Regions from separate parts of the Homo sapiens genome. Here regions 2 and 3 are each linked to region 1. Evidence: chromatin contacts called from ENCODE Hi-C or POLR2A ChIA-PET data. All regions are on one chromosome and are shown on one strand. Each heading gives the region's core, a stretch centred on a gene start or an enhancer-like site at or near the end of the contact. The rest is flanking DNA. Distances are from core to core; before and after follow the strand shown. Region 1 holds the start of PTAR1 (protein prenyltransferase alpha subunit repeat containing 1). Region 2 overlaps TRPM3 (transient receptor potential cation channel subfamily M member 3). Region 3 holds the start of TJP2 (tight junction protein 2).

Region 1 (4,889 bases), core at 1,523-4,022:
AAACAAGATACAATGCATGCCTTTCAAATGACTATAAAGAGGTTGCATGTGGAGAGGGCATACACAGAATCATACAGAGGAATTCTGTTTCTGAAATAGCTGTTTTACATCAAAATTTGGGGACAAAGTTTTCTTTTTTCCCTGTTAAATAAAGCCTTTCGGGGAAAATCATTATTTCTGAGTGTGCTGCTTTGATCTCTGCCTCCAGAAATTGGGATTTATTTCCCACTGCCATTAGGATGCAAGGTCCTGATTAAGAAAACTTACTAAGTTTAAGAATTTTAATTTAAGAACTGGTCTTACATTCTTAATCAGGATATTTAAAGTTGTCTTTTGCCTTGAAATCTAAACACACATTCCACTCTTTTCACTGCTTCACTCCAGAACTTGTTATCGGTTAAATTTTGATTGATTTTACTAACTCTTTTTTTTTCTTTCTTTTTTTTTTTTTTTTTTTTTTGAGATGGCATTTCGCTTTTGTTGCCCAGGCTGGAGTGCAGGGCACAGTCTTGGCTTACTGCAACGTGCGTCTCCCGGGTTCAAGCGATTCTCCTGCCTCAGCCTCCCAAGTAGCTGGAGCTACAGGCATGCACCACGACGCCCAGCTAATTTTGTATTTTAAGTAGAGACGGGGTTTCACCCTGTTGGCCAGGCTGGTCTCAAACTCCTGATCTCAGGTATCCACCCGCCTCGGCCTCCCAAAGTGCTGGGATTACAGGCGTGAGACACCGTGCCCGGCCGACTTTACTAATTCTTAATCCTGTCCCACCTTGCTGGCTACAATTTTGTGAAACTTCTATCTCACTTCTTTTTTTTTTTTTTTAGATGGAGTCTTGCTCTGTCGCCAGGCTGGAGGGCAGTGGCGCGATCTCCACTCACTGCAACCTCCTACTTCCGCGTTCAAGCGCTTCTCCTGCCTCAGCCTCCCAAGTAGCTGGGATTACAAGCACGTGCCACCACGCCCAGCTAATTTTATATTTTTAGTAGAGACGGCGTTTCACTGTCTTGGCCACGATGGTCTCGAACTCCTGACCTCGTGATCCTTCCGCCTCTGCCTCCCAAAGTGCTGGGATTACAGGTGTAAGCCACCGTGCCCGGTCCTATCTCACTTCTTTTACAACCAGAAGGCTAACTCCAGCCTTTATAAACATACCCACAGGAAATACTGGCCACTGAGTATAGTAAATTTATATTTTTCGTTTATATTTCTCATTCACTTTACATGCAATAGATAGCTTTTACTTTTACAATCATAAAAACTACTTCAAACGCTCCGCATATGTTCACATTAAACACACCATGAGTTTATTTTTTTAATAGCTTTTTAAAGATACAGATTTCTTTTTTTTTTTTTTTGAGACAGAGTCTCGCTCTGTCGCCCAGGCCGGACTGCGGACTGCAGTGGCGCAATCTCGGCTCACTGCAAGCTCCGCTTCCCGGGTTCACGCCATTCTCCTGCCTCAGCCTCCCGAGTAGCTGGGACTACAGGCGCCCGCCACCGCGCCCAGCTAATTTTTTGTATTTTTAGTAGAGACGGGGTTTCACCTTGTTAGCCAGGATGGTCTCGATCTCCTGACCTCATGATCCACCCGCCTCGGCCTCCCAAGGTGCTGGGATTACAGGCGTGAGCCACCGCGCCCGGCCTTTTTTTAAAGACGGAGTCTCGCTCTGTCGCCCAGGCTGGAGTGCAGTGGGGAGTAGCTGGGATTACAGGCGCCCGCCACCACGCCCGGCTTTTTTTTTTTTTTTTTTTTTTTTGTATTTTTAGTAGAGACGGGGTTTCACCGTGTTAGCCAGGATGGTCTCGATCTCCTGACCTTGTGATCCGCCCGCCTTGGCCCCCCAAAGTGCTGGGATTACAGGCGTGAGCCACCGCACCTGGCCAGATTTCAAGGGTGGAAGAATAAAACTGAACCAAGGGCAGCCAGATTTTTCTACCAGAGGTGCAAAAGAAAACCTGATACACAAAAATTTTAGTTATGGCATTTCAAAATCCTAAATAAACTAGAAAGCTCGTTTTTCCTACAAAAATTTATTTTTGCTATTATGAACAAACCCTGTCAGAGCCTTGATCCTTTTTTTTAAATTCCAAAATTGACGCAAAGGCTACCAAATGCAGTACAAAATGAAGTCGAAAAATCTAAAAACGATTTCACTTCTACTTCCTACATACAGATGGCAAATAACTTTTCCTTCACTTTCCTTTCTCTTCCTTTAATAAATTTAAGAATTTTAATTAATGTTTTTTAAAAAGGCTGCTTTCAAGTTCAGAGACAAAAATTGGCACAGTTAGAAAGGAGGTCACCAACACGGTCAAATAGGGACTCGCTCCGCCGCAATGCCTCTGGACCTCTTCATCTCTCAGGCTGGGAAAATAAAGCAGACAAGCTCTGAAAAACGCCCGGGACTAACTGTTAAGAGGCCCTGCATCCTCAGTTGAACATTCCTTCAGGAATGCCCGGGGACCTTGCTGGGGGGGTTCAGGAAGGTGTCTGACTCTCTGGGAGTGTGTCTTGAGGTTTCGCCTAAAACTTAAAATAAGAAAATCGGAGGCCTGAGAGAACTTTGCAAACAAATGTCCAGCATCTTCTCTGACGCTTAGAAAGTCCGTTACCCGCGCGGAGGCGAACTTCTCCACTCACTGGAAGGCCACCAACCCTAGCTAACGCCACGCCCAGGCCGCCAACTGGCTGACCCGGAAGTGCTCGGCGGCGGCCGCGGCGGCGGGGACGCGGCCTAGCCGAAGCACCCGCGCGCGCGCGCGCGCGCTCGTTCTCCGCGGAACTCCCGCCGGCGGCCCGGCTCACGCGGAGGCGCGCCCGAACTGTCGCGGCCGCCGCCAACATGGCCGAGACCAGCGAGGAGGTGGCGGTGCTGGTGCAGCGGGTTGTGAAGGACATCACTAACGCCTTCAGGAGGAACCCACACATGTGAGTCGCGCGCCTCCGCCGCCTCCGAGGGTCGTCGGGAGCGGGCGGGGGCGGGGCCAAGCGTCCACCCGACCTCGGGCGGCGGGCGGACAGCGGGTCCTGGCCCACGAGCCCTTCTAGGGAGGAGGCAGAGCCGTGTCGGGCGGGACCGTTGTCGGCCGCCGCTGGCCCGGCTTTCCGCTACCGGGACGCGCTCGCGGTCGAGTCCCTAGAAGTGACCTCAAAAAATCAAAACGGAACTACTTTCTCTGTCCCTCCCCACCTTTTCATAGGAGTTCACGAAACTCCAGAGACGTCCCCCGTAGGTCGACATCCTTCCTGTGTTTAAGGTACTCGGGCGCACACAACGATGTGGGTCCGTGTATGCCTTGTAAACACAACTCTTGAGATTCATCCCGGACGTTGGCAAGAGGGGGTAACCGATCCTCTTACTTTTAATGAGCCTCAAACCCCTCAGTTTACTAACTAAAGGTGGTTTGAGGCTGCTTTTGACTTTAGCCTTACTTGCCACAAAATTGTAAAGTGACTCCGATAATACATTGTGTTTTGAAAGGTGAACAGAACATTCTCAAGAGAAGCTTCTGTGGGCGCAGTGTGGAGTCTGGGATAAAGCAAATGAAACCTTGATACTTTTTAGCATAAGCGGATTCATAGTTACAAGGAGCATGTTAACTCATTTTTATCCCAACACTGCTGCCCTCTTTAACGGGACACTGCAGAACTGACATATGTATCTCTTCCATTTTACTTGAAGTACTGTGGGAAGATACCGCAAGAGTCTACTTTTTGTAACACTTTGCTTTTATGTAACAAGTGAAAAGAAAGCTATTGAGAGAGAGAGAGAGATCTACATTATACAAAGGTGTAGGGAAGAAGCAACAATGTACCTCCTTTCCCATACCTCTTCCTCCTCAAAGAAAAGAAACATGGCATCCAGTTCTGCATTACTTTCATTTTAGCTAGTTGTTTTTGGAGTTTATTTTTTTTTTTTTTAGTTTATTATTTTTTATTATTATTTAATTTATTTTTATTTTATTCTTTAGACTGGAGCTCATGATTTTTTTTTTTAAGTATTCTAACCGGTTCAGCTTTTCTGCCTAAAAAAGTTGCCAAACGTGTATCTTACCAAAGTGTTCTTTTCCTCCAAGGTGATGATTGTAAAACAGTTAAGAAGCCGTTGGATGTTTTGCTCCCTTGTGGCACACAATTGGAGACGTGCAACTGTGCCACATTAAAAACAAAACACTGCTGGCCTCAAAACACACCTGCCACCTCTGACAGCATCCACTTCCCTCCCCCTTATGACTGCTGCCTTTTTCAAAATGAGAGTGTTTGGAATGATTTCCTGGCAGTATCCATAGTGGTTGCTGAGCCTTCTAAAGAATGCTTTGATGCCTTGCTGTATATCAGTCTTTCGATTTCTTTTTGAGAATGGGAGCCTTAGTGCAAGTAAGAGACGACCTCAAAAAAAAAAAAAGTTGGACAAATGAAGAGTGTATTTTCTCATCACTGGTATTTTTCTAGAAGAAATTACAGCAGAGATTAGAAATCTAATACAAAATGTCGTAATCATCTTATGTTCTCTTCTTTGAGGTAGACTAAAAGAGCATCATTATATTTGAAGAAACCAAGATTGAATGTTCATTGGCTTGGCAGTTTTTAACACAGTGCAGTTTGGAACATGTCCCAGTTCTTGTGGATCACATTTATGGAAACTCTTAAAGGACTTTAATGCCCCTCCCTAATCCTTTTTCTACTGTAAAACCTCATTAATATATCCTCAATGTATAATTTATTAGTAATAAGGATTTGGGTCATTCGAGATTTAAAACTTTGAGATAAGTTGGATATTCGGAATAATGTAATGATTTGTAATATAGGTCTTAAACATTTAAATAGCTTAACTCATTGTTTAAGACTAGTCATCAGCTATATTTGAATACATATTCCCCACAGTAA
Region 2 (4,889 bases), core at 963-3,462, 800 kb before region 1:
GCCTTGCCTATTCTTTCCCTCTTGGCCCGCCCCCGCCCCCACCGCAATTCACTTGATTGGTATCTCAGTTTATTATTTTTTAACAGATAAATCTAGGCTGGGCACAGTGGCTCATGCCTGTAATCCCAGCACTTTGGGAGGCCAAGGTGGGTGGATCACATGAGGTCAGCGGTTCGAGACCAGCCTGACCAACATGGCAAAACCTTGTCTCTACTAAAAATACAAAATCAGTTGGGCATGGTAGCTTGTGCCTGTAATCCCAGCTACTTGGGAGGCTGAGGCAGGAGAATCACTTGAACCCAGGAGTTGGAGGTTGCAGTGAGCTGAGATCACACCATTGCACTCCAGCCTGAGCAACAAGAGCAAAACTCTGTCTCAAAAAAAAAATAAAAATAAAAACAGATAAATCTGCCAAGATGAAAATGTTTATTTGTTGTATTTTAACTGACGTGTCAATGTTGCTCTGGGAAAGAATAACGTTGTTAGCCCACTATACAAGGGTGTGCTGTCACCCAACTATTTTATCATATTCCTAGCAGTTCATATGCAGCATACATTTGGACACATAGTCCCAACACAAGAGCCAACAGCTGCTTAGATTCTAAGCGGAATGTGGACTGCCTATTGTCTGGATTCTTGGTTGTTTGAGGAGCATCACTTGAAGCGTGAAAAGCTCAAGTTTTAACAGTAAACAGAGCTTGGGATCCAGAGGGCACAGAGAGGAATTAGTGCCTGCAGATCAGAGAGATTCGAGCCTGAACCGTGAGCTGTAAGTACAGATGTGTTTCTTGCATTGTCTCTTACCAGGGGATTTGTAAATAATGTCAGCAGGAACTTATTTGCTTATATACGCATTCCTGAATATTAGGAGCCACATTGATCATTTCTGTAGATATCATATAACCCCTCAGGCACAATGCAATGGGAGTCGACAAGAGCCATAGATTATTTCTTTGGAGGTGGTGTAGCCTCATGTCCCCTGATGTGCATTTACACATAGACATGCAGTCTGGCTCACTGGACTGATCCTTCCAGGCACAGAGAGCCCTGATATGAGGTTGCTGGTTCTTTTCCTAAGAAGGCCCCTCTTGAAGAGGGCCCTGGCTCTTCCCTCTTTGAATACTCTAATACCCTAAATATGCATGGGCTTCTGAAAAGTAATACAATTCCATTTTAAACAGAAACAACAAGCATATTCCTTAGTGTGTGGCCTGTAGGCTGAGGTAGTGTGGACTCACAGGGAAAACCTTCCACAGTAAAGGCAATGAGAATGGACTCCAGCTCCCTTCACCTACAGGGGAAGGGGTGCCTCCTCCTGCCCTCATTGCTCAGAAAGGTGTATTGTTGCGTGTCAGGGAGTTGTGATGAATTATAGGTAGGTGGACAGCAACACAAAAATCTGAAAGAGTAACTTATTTTATGTTTTCTCTGAAATTTTTCTGTTGTTTTGGTTTGAAGAAGGAAAGAACTTATCTAATCCTATTTCGTATATGCAAATATCAAAAGGAAGGTGTAATGATGATGATGAGGCAAGCCCTGAGTAAAACTGAGTTAAACACAATTATTTCCATTCTTCTAACCCTTCCCAGAGCTTCCCTCTCCCTTCTCACAGCCCCTCCCTTCTCTGATGAAACTACTAGGCAAGGAAACTGATTCCTTCTGAAGTCTTAGCGACTATGTTCTCAACCAGAGAAAAATGTTGATTGTAAGAAAACAAAACTACACAGAGTAGGTTCAATAAAGACTGACTGTAAGTGCCTAAGAGAAAACCACAGAGGCATTCAAAGACAGGAAGCAGAGCACGACATGCGTGAGCTGACTGGGAACAAAACCAGAAGTGGTTTTGTAAAGTCAGAATCAGAAGACATGACCACACTCATCTGCTTTTCTCTATACTTCTCTCCTGCCTCAATCAATAATCAATCAATCATTTCTCTCTTTCTCTCTTGCTCTCTCTCCCATTTCCTTTCTCCCTTCCTCCACCATCCCTCTCTCATATGGCTTGCTTTACATGACCCAGTGAGGTCAGGCTCTATATGTTCTTTAAGTACATGCCATCATCTAACTTAAGTCTCTGCACTTCTGTTTTATTTCTAAACACAAAGAGTCTGATTAGTCACTGGCCATTCAATGAACTCACTCCTTCTTGGTCAATGGTGGAATCTGCTCCAATCATCTGTAGCCTGAATTGGGTGAAAGGAGAAGTGAAGAAATGAGGAAAGGACTTTGTCAGCCTGAAGGACGTAGGGCTACCTCTTCCAGCTGTGAGCAGGGCAAGGGAAATTTAGCTTGTTTATCAGGTATCTATCAACACAAAAATGATACAGGAAAAACCACCCTAGAATTCAGAACTTAACGCCATAAGCACGTATTGAGCTCAGAAGACTGAGAGTTGGCTGCATGGTTCTTCTGGTCTGGGCTGGGCTCAATCACCTGCCAGGAGGTCAGCGGGCTATCACCTCCTCCAGAACAGCCTCAGCTCAGAAAACAAGCACCTAGAAGCAAAGGTTCCCTGTGTTTCATTCTCCAACAGGCTAGCTCATGCATGTCTCTTATGGTAATGGCGGAAGCCAAAAAGTGGAAACAGAAACATTAAGGGCTTTTCCAAGGTTCTGTGTGGGTCACATTTGCTAACATTCCATTCACCAAAGCAAACCACATGGCCAAACTCAGAATCAAGAGGTGAAGAAAGAGATCCCACCTGTTTAGTGATAGAAACTCTAACATCACATGACAAAGCAGTGTGGATCCAGGGAGGGGAGAGAAATTGGGGCTGTTAATGCAATCGATCTCCTAATCATGACAGCAAACCCACTGGCGTGTACAATAGGCTAGTTTAGATATATATTCTTCCAAGGCAAGATTTGCATAAAATATTTCTGATATTAATTCCTGATGCAAAATAATGAAATACTAAGGTTAGAATTTTGAAGCCCTCTTCAAATAAATAATTTTTGTTTCCAGGTAAAGCTAGATATATAGGATAGGAAGAACATGGAACCAAGTAACAGGGAATTGAATTCTCCCCACTTCTCCCCCAGGACGCTCTTCCCCCCATACCTCCCCCCTGCCCAACACACACACAACATACCTAGATTTGCGACATCCTGCTAATTTACTGGATTAAAAAATGAGACATTGAGCTTAATAGTGGGTTCTGAATAGCTCAAAGCTGAAACTGTGTGCACATAGCAGATAGACCAGAAGCCAAGATGGCCCTGAAGAGTTGGAGGCTATATCATTGGTCCCTTTTTTTCCCCAGGTAGGGGCTGAATTCCATTTAATGCAGTGGGAGCTAGTTTGCTTTTCTACCAGGAATAAAAAGATTAAGGTTCTACAAGTGGCCTACAGTTGGCTCCTGGGATAGATGATTCAGTTTGGGGCAAATTCAAGTCTTTTGCTCCTTTTCCTGGAATCGTGGAGTGACAAAATATCAGGAATAGATGGAGTTTAGAGATAATCTAATCCAGCATTTCCCAAACTTCAGTCAACCACATACCCCCATTCACTAGTTTATAACCTTTGTTCTACTCTTAAATATTTTTTGTTAAATTGGCTCATTTTTTAGAAACTTAATTTATTTTTAAAGATTTAGGGTCACAAGTTGAAAATCAGTATCATTTGACATAAATAGAGGATAACCACAAAATAAACAGAATGAAAAACGCTACATTGTTGTGAAATTCTACCAGATGCTTGAGCTCAGTCTTTCCTAAAAAAGGGAATTTAGCAAACATTAAGGAAGTGTTAAAAGAATAGTATGCTTAAACTAACACTTTCTCTCTGATGGCGTCAGGAAGATGGAAAGAAGCTTGACAGTGTCATCCCTTACTATCTAGTTCAGTGCCATTTAATGCCCTGCTTGTGTGTCCTAAAGCCATCTTGGACTTCCCAAGCTGTGTGTCTGTTGCACTGTAGAGAATATCAATAACCCAACTCCCTTTGTTCATGGATGGAGAAACCAAGGCCTCCCACCAATTTCCAGTGGCTGCCTTTGCGCCATATCATTATCAGTTAGCATCTTACCTAGTGTTTGGGTTAGGTGAAGAGAAAAAACTTAAGCCACAAAAGAAGTAAAAGGGGATGCTAGTAGATGGTGCTTTTGACTCTAGAAAGTTGGGCTTGCCTGGTTTTCAGCGACCTTTGCTCTTCTTGTCCATTATAAGAGGATATTGGCAGTCACCTACTGAAAGCAATAGAAAGAGCCTCATGTTTCCACAGAGAAAACCTCCACCTGGACCCACCACAATCAAAGAGCCTCAGATAAGGAAACTTCTAGAAAGATGTAGCCATGCAAAGGGAGGCATCTCCAGTTGTCTTGCCAAGGAAAACGTTGTGTCAGGAAAAGGCCAAAGGGCAGCGTTATCTAAATCAAATTTGTCCTCCCAGTAAAGCCACAGCAGCTGTGCTAATGGCATTCTAAATCCTCCATGGCGAACTGTATAGATTTTCAAAAGGAGGTGGAGAAATCCTCTTTGTCTCGTTATCTTTTCAAGATGGATTTTTAGATGAAAATCCTTTCTATAAAAAAAATAGGATAAATGTAGTCAGATACTCAACTAAGCTCTTTATTCCATTGCTTGTGATTTGGACTGAGCTTTTGAAACATTTCTTCAGACAGGAGAGGAAGGGGCATTCTTCAAGAAATATCCTTTTTTGCCATATTTTTAAGGATGACTCTGATTATATCAAACATTGGTGTTCCATTTTAAATTTCTCTGACTTTTTAGGGACAAGATGGTGTGCATATTAAATAAATAAATACTTCTTTTCCCTGCATATTATAGGATGAAATCAACAGGGCAAGTGTCTTAATCTTTGGGGTGGAGGTGCCTGCCCCTGATACCTCTTACTTGAACCTAATTTCTCTCTCCACCCTCTGAACTTTT
Region 3 (4,889 bases), core at 986-3,485, 590 kb after region 1:
CCCCCCACCCAAAGCTTCGTTATGGCCTTCAAGGCCTTTTAACAGAGTGTGAACAACAACTCTTTCAGTTTTTTCCTGGACACCTACCTGGCACCTCCTACTTGTATCTTTAGATCTCACCTCCCTTATCAACCCAGGACCCAACACTTAAGAGTTTTCAGCACCCGTTTTGTTCCTATTACTAGCTACCACCATTTACGTAGCATCCACCACATGCCTTGTACTCTCTGTCATTTCATTCAGACCTCACTCAGCCCGGTGAGGTGGGCGCATTACTGGCCCCATTTTCTATAGTGGCTTGCTCGGGTGAGGTAACTGTTCAAATGCCCTTTATTCCCAGCAAGAATCCCCTGAAGGGAATGCATATAGGACCAATCCCACTCTTTGCTAAATTTCTGTATTGCAGAGTGTGCATCGGCATCATACATTCCCTCCCTCAGTCTCAGGAATCCCGACACAGATTGCAGAGTAAAGTCTAACAGTTTCAGGTCCACTAGACCCCTAAATGCAGAAATTGAATCTTGTTCATCTTTGTATCCCCCACAGTGACTGGCAGGAGTAGGGGCTCATTCAGTATTATAATATCTGGATGGTACTGAAAAAGTTACAGCAGCATTTCAGAGGGGAAAGTTCCCCTTCATCAATCTGCATAAGTAGCTCTGAAAAGAAATAAAGTGGCCCCACTGCAGAAGTAGTTCTGAAAAAAACACAAGAAACACCTCAAAAGCCACCGGTGCTTTAGTAAAGCACCTCCGCTTCTGCCATCTCCCCACAATGAGGAAGCTCCAGTACCCTGTCCACATTTCTAAATGGCACTCATCGGATTCTTAATGAGTTGCAGGCTTTCCCAACGGGACTGTGTGACAGAGCCACGCTCTTGCTCATCTGCGTAATCCCCACACTGAAGTGGAGTTGTTCATGAAAACTTACTAAATAATCAAATTTCATCCTCTCAAGCAGGATATGCAGTGGTACTTTGCTACAAATACATTTACCACTACGAATTTCTCACTTCAAGCGATCTCCTGCCCAGGTGTGTGCTCTCAGAAAATTACATCTCTTTCTGAATTACGCTGGCAAAGGTGGACCTGTTTTCCCAAAAGGACCGTCAGCACACCCAGCACAGACCACCTGGGGAGCTGAAGAAAACGACCTCCCTCCCTCCTCCCCGCTGGGATTCCCCGGGCTGAGAGCGTGAGTGAGAAGCGCAAGGCAGTTTCTATCATGGGATGACTCTCCGCTGGGAACTTCAGGGAAACCACAACCATCATTACTCAGGCCAGACAGCTGCCAGAAAAGCAGCCTAGCCTAAGAACTGAAGCTGAAATAGAGGTGGGAGGCTGTATTCCATTACTAAGCGCGGGAGCACTCACTCCCAAGTTTGTCCACATTTCAAGAATGTTAAAACCCTGTGGTAGAAATCCCTGATTATTTATAACTTAAACTACCGTGTAAAAGCAGAAACTTGACAAATGAAGACATAAAAAGAACTGGTGACAGGTAGGCTAGTACTAGAATACAAAGCATTCATCACACTCCTCTTTTGTGGGTCCTTCCAAACCTCCATCCCCATTCCCTACTGGAAAAAAAAAAAAAAAAAAACAACTTTTACTTCTATTACAGACGCAGCTGATTGAAAGGGAAAAGGGATTCTGCTCTGTGATGAGTTTTCAGTTTCTCTCACGTACACAAGCCTGTAACTTTGCATCAATACCGAGTGTGGTTTGAAATAGAGAAGGAAAACACAAAGACATGCAAGCGACACAACAGACACGAGATGCCTCCAAGCCAGCAGAAATCCAGGACACCGGGTTCAAGACAGTGTCCCCTACTCGCGCCTTAATCTCCAGCCCAAGTGACTTCAGAGTAAAGGTTCCAGGAGCCCCGGAGGCCACGAGTCATCAGCCCGGACGGTGAAACCTACCCCTCCCCTGCGTCCCACGTCCGGATGGGAGAATCCCAGCTTCCTACGGCGCATCGGGGAACAACTTCAGAGCAGCACGCGAGCAGAGCCCCCAGCGCTCCCACGCTCACGCTCACGACCCTCCTCCCAACCGCGCGGCACAAGGAGGCACTTACGCGGAGCCAACCTGACAGCTCCCGCCGGGGTGGAAACCCGCGGTCTCCTCGCACCGGCATTTCGGACACAGGTCCCGCGTAGGCGCGCAGCTCCGGACCCCGCTTCTGCTTCTGCTCCTGCTCCTACTCCTCCTGGGCACCACCGGACAGTGCTCTGACCCGCAGCCCAACCGCCGGGGTGCCGACCCGCGGGGACCCACCCCTTTGTCCCTCCTCCCGCGGCGGCGGCGGCGTCAGCCCGCCCCCGACCCGAGCGTGGCGCCTCCGCGCTGGCCGCCCGGCCCGGGAAACTGTCAAATTGGCCGCTACCACCCACGCGCCTGCCGGGGAAGGGCTCGCCGGCGCCGCGCCTTCGAGGCTCCTGCGGCGAACCGCGTCACGCGCGACTCCTGGCCGGGGGCGGGAGGCGGCGGCGGCGGCAGGAGAAGCCCAAGGCCCGAGCGGCCCGCAGCCCCCACGCCTGCACCCCTCCACCCCCGCCAGCCCGATGGTTCGCTCCGCGGCGTGCACTGGAGCAAGCAGGTCCCGCTCCGAGCGCGCGCGCTCTGGGAAGTGCTGCAAGTTTGGAGACCTGGAGTGAGCTCCGGGCGCTGCTGGCCCGACTGTCCGCGGTGTTTCCCCGGTGAGGTCGCGGGGGCATCCTGTAGGAAGACTTTTTGGCGAGGTTCGCAGGGCCTCACACAGGCAGCTTCAGTTCTCCTACGAAGAGTCGAACTGGGAAAACCTCAAAGTTTTAGGTCCTGTCTAGAGGCCTGCCCGGCTAACCAACACATACACGGCCTTGTACCCCACATTTCTCAGCCCAACAACTGCCTACCCGAATTCCGAGGGTTATAAGATGTTCGTATTAAATATTAAAACAGGACTTTTCAGGACAATATATTCCAGGTTATCTCTTTGGCACATTTCCAACAACTCCAATAAAGAGATTGAAACTCCTCTCCCATCATCAGCTTATAAAAGGTTGCCAGTAGGTCACAAGTGCTTATCTGACAGGATTCATCTAATGCAATTCAGTGTGCTTATTCCTTTCGAAGTCCTCCATGTGCAAAGAATTGTGCAGTGACGTTAAGTGTCTTTATTTTAAGAGCATATAAATTAATTTGGAGAATCCAAACAGGTACCGATTAAAAATATAACCTTGGGTTTGAAATCTTAAAAAACCATCTTGTAAGAGAATAGTTTTGCCTGCCCTGCTCTTCCCTTAATTGGAAAGCAAAACTCGTCCTAGGCTCACAAGTAGAAGGTAAAAGGTGTGGTCTGTCCCAGAGGAGATGCAGATGCTGGGCTCTCTCCCTGAAAAGTTGCTTCACTTCCTGCCTGATCAAAACAAGTCTAGAAGTTTCGTGGAAAAACAAGTCCAGTAGATGCCTCTCCAGAAGTGTTATGCTTCTGGACTCCTTTGGAGTAACTAAGTCCACGCCTCTGGATAAAAAGCACTGTGAGTAACGTTTCCCACTTTGCCTCGAGTCTCCGGACTTAGACATTTTGGTTGTATTCCTGATGTAAGGCATTGCTCTCCTGATCTAAGCACCTATTTATAAAATGTTTCCCAAATCTGGCCAGGCACGGTGGCTCATGCCTGTAATCCCAGCACTTTGGGAAGGCAAGGCAGGAGAATCACTTGAGCCCACGAGTTTGAGACCAGTCTGGGCAACATAGTGAGACCCCATCTCTATTTTTTAAAAATTGTTTTAATCAAAAAAAAGGAAAAAAAAATAAAATATTTCCCAAATTAGGTGGTGCTGACTAATAAAAATGATAGCACTTGAAAGGTGGCCACACCTTAATGATGTGGGCTTAGAGCCACTAACATTTAAAAAATAATCCAGAATGTGGCAGTTACATCTACTGACTGATTTCCTTTTTTCTCTCTAGAGCGGCACTGTTCAATAAGATGACCACTTGCCACCAGTAAGTGTTTACATTTACATGTAAATTAACTAAAATTAGAGGAAATGACAAATTCAGTTCTTCAGTCACACTTGTCTCATTTCAAGGGCTCAGAAGCCACATGTGGCTAATAGCTACCCTATTGGACAGTGCAAATATAGAATATTTCCATCAATGCAGAAAGTTCTGTTGGACTGCACTACTCGAAATGATGAAATATTTATAGACAAACTCCATTCTTCTGGCACAACACCTGACAGATGATAAGCATTCAGTAAATGGTTGTTAGAAACACGGTTCAGTTGATATATTAGCTTTTTTGCTGGTGGCAGTGTAAATCAATACAACTCTTTGGAGAAACAATTTATTAGTCATCTTCTTCACGTGTGGGTTTGCACATTTTGACCCCACTCCTAGAATGTGTTTATCCAAAGAACTTCTACTCCGCAGGGCGCGGTGGCTCATGCCTGTAATCCCAGCACTTTGGGAGGTCGAGGCGGACAGATCGCGAGGTCAAGAAATCAAGACCATCCTGGCCAACATGGTGAGACCCCGTCTCTACTAAAAATAACAAAAATTAGCTGGGCGTGGTGGCGCACGCCTGTAGTCCCAGCTGTTCAGGAGGCTGAGGCAGGAGAATCGCTTGAACCCAAGAGGCGGAGGTTACAGTGAGACGAGATTGCACCACTGCACTCCAGCCTGGTGACAGAGCGAGATTCCGTCTCAAAAAAAAAAAAAAAAAAAAAAAAATTCTTCTACTCAACAGGTACTTACTGAACACCTCTGTCAACCCCTTGATAAAATACTCAGGATCCTGCCTTAGGAAACTCAGTCTATTGCAGTAGACAATCAACAAGTAATGATAAACTGTGTAAGCACTGAGATTCCTGGCAGGCTCAGAGTGGTCTAGCAGGAGA

What was found. Hi-C counts contacts between places; a loop is a spot of excess contacts on that map. ChIA-PET counts read pairs that join two places held with the same protein, here RNA polymerase II (POLR2A). Pooled maps may share reads with other maps.
Region 2: a loop to region 1 is called in a map of A673, with 10 times the contacts of the local background. The contact joins the enhancer-like site here to the promoter of PTAR1 in region 1. A Hi-C loop is called at or near these places in 1 of 168 maps with a recorded cell type or tissue (A673), 1 of 37 single-sample maps with no recorded cell type and 9 of 50 pooled maps.
Region 3: a map of GM12878 shows a loop between it and region 1 (3-fold over the local background). The contact joins the promoter of TJP2 here to the promoter of PTAR1 in region 1. A Hi-C loop is called at or near these places in 2 of 168 maps with a recorded cell type or tissue (GM12878 and gastrocnemius medialis), 5 of 37 single-sample maps with no recorded cell type and 15 of 50 pooled maps. POLR2A ChIA-PET finds 5 or more read pairs at or near these places in 2 of 52 experiments (H1 and activated naive CD4-positive, alpha-beta T cell).

What each region holds. Positions count from the first base shown.
Region 1 is chr9:69,757,894-69,762,782 of GRCh38, reverse strand. PTAR1 (protein prenyltransferase alpha subunit repeat containing 1) reads left to right here and starts at 2,772. Exons shown (of 8, transcript NM_001099666.2): 1 at 2,772-2,930. The coding sequence starts at 2,845. It overlaps LOC105376076 (a long non-coding RNA gene), which reads right to left and starts at 2,688. Exons shown (of 4, transcript XR_929910.3): 1 at 2,310-2,688. RefSeq lists enhancers at 1-40, 895-1,750, 3,225-3,274 and silencers at 416-710, 2,615-3,084.
Region 2 is chr9:70,560,799-70,565,687 of GRCh38, reverse strand. The region is part of intron 22 of TRPM3 (transient receptor potential cation channel subfamily M member 3); the gene reads left to right. Among named protein-coding and RNA genes, the nearest start is that of KLF9, 150 kb to the right of the region's middle. Within about 2 kb of position 2,212, at least 7 of the 41 ENCODE cell types and tissues checked have a DNase peak (open chromatin) inside an H3K27ac peak, as active enhancers do.
Region 3 is chr9:69,171,623-69,176,511 of GRCh38, reverse strand. It overlaps TJP2 (tight junction protein 2), which reads right to left and starts at 2,235. Exons shown (of 23, transcript NM_004817.4): 1 at 2,080-2,235. The coding sequence starts at 2,139. RefSeq lists an enhancer at 1,137-1,326 and a silencer at 2,217-2,646.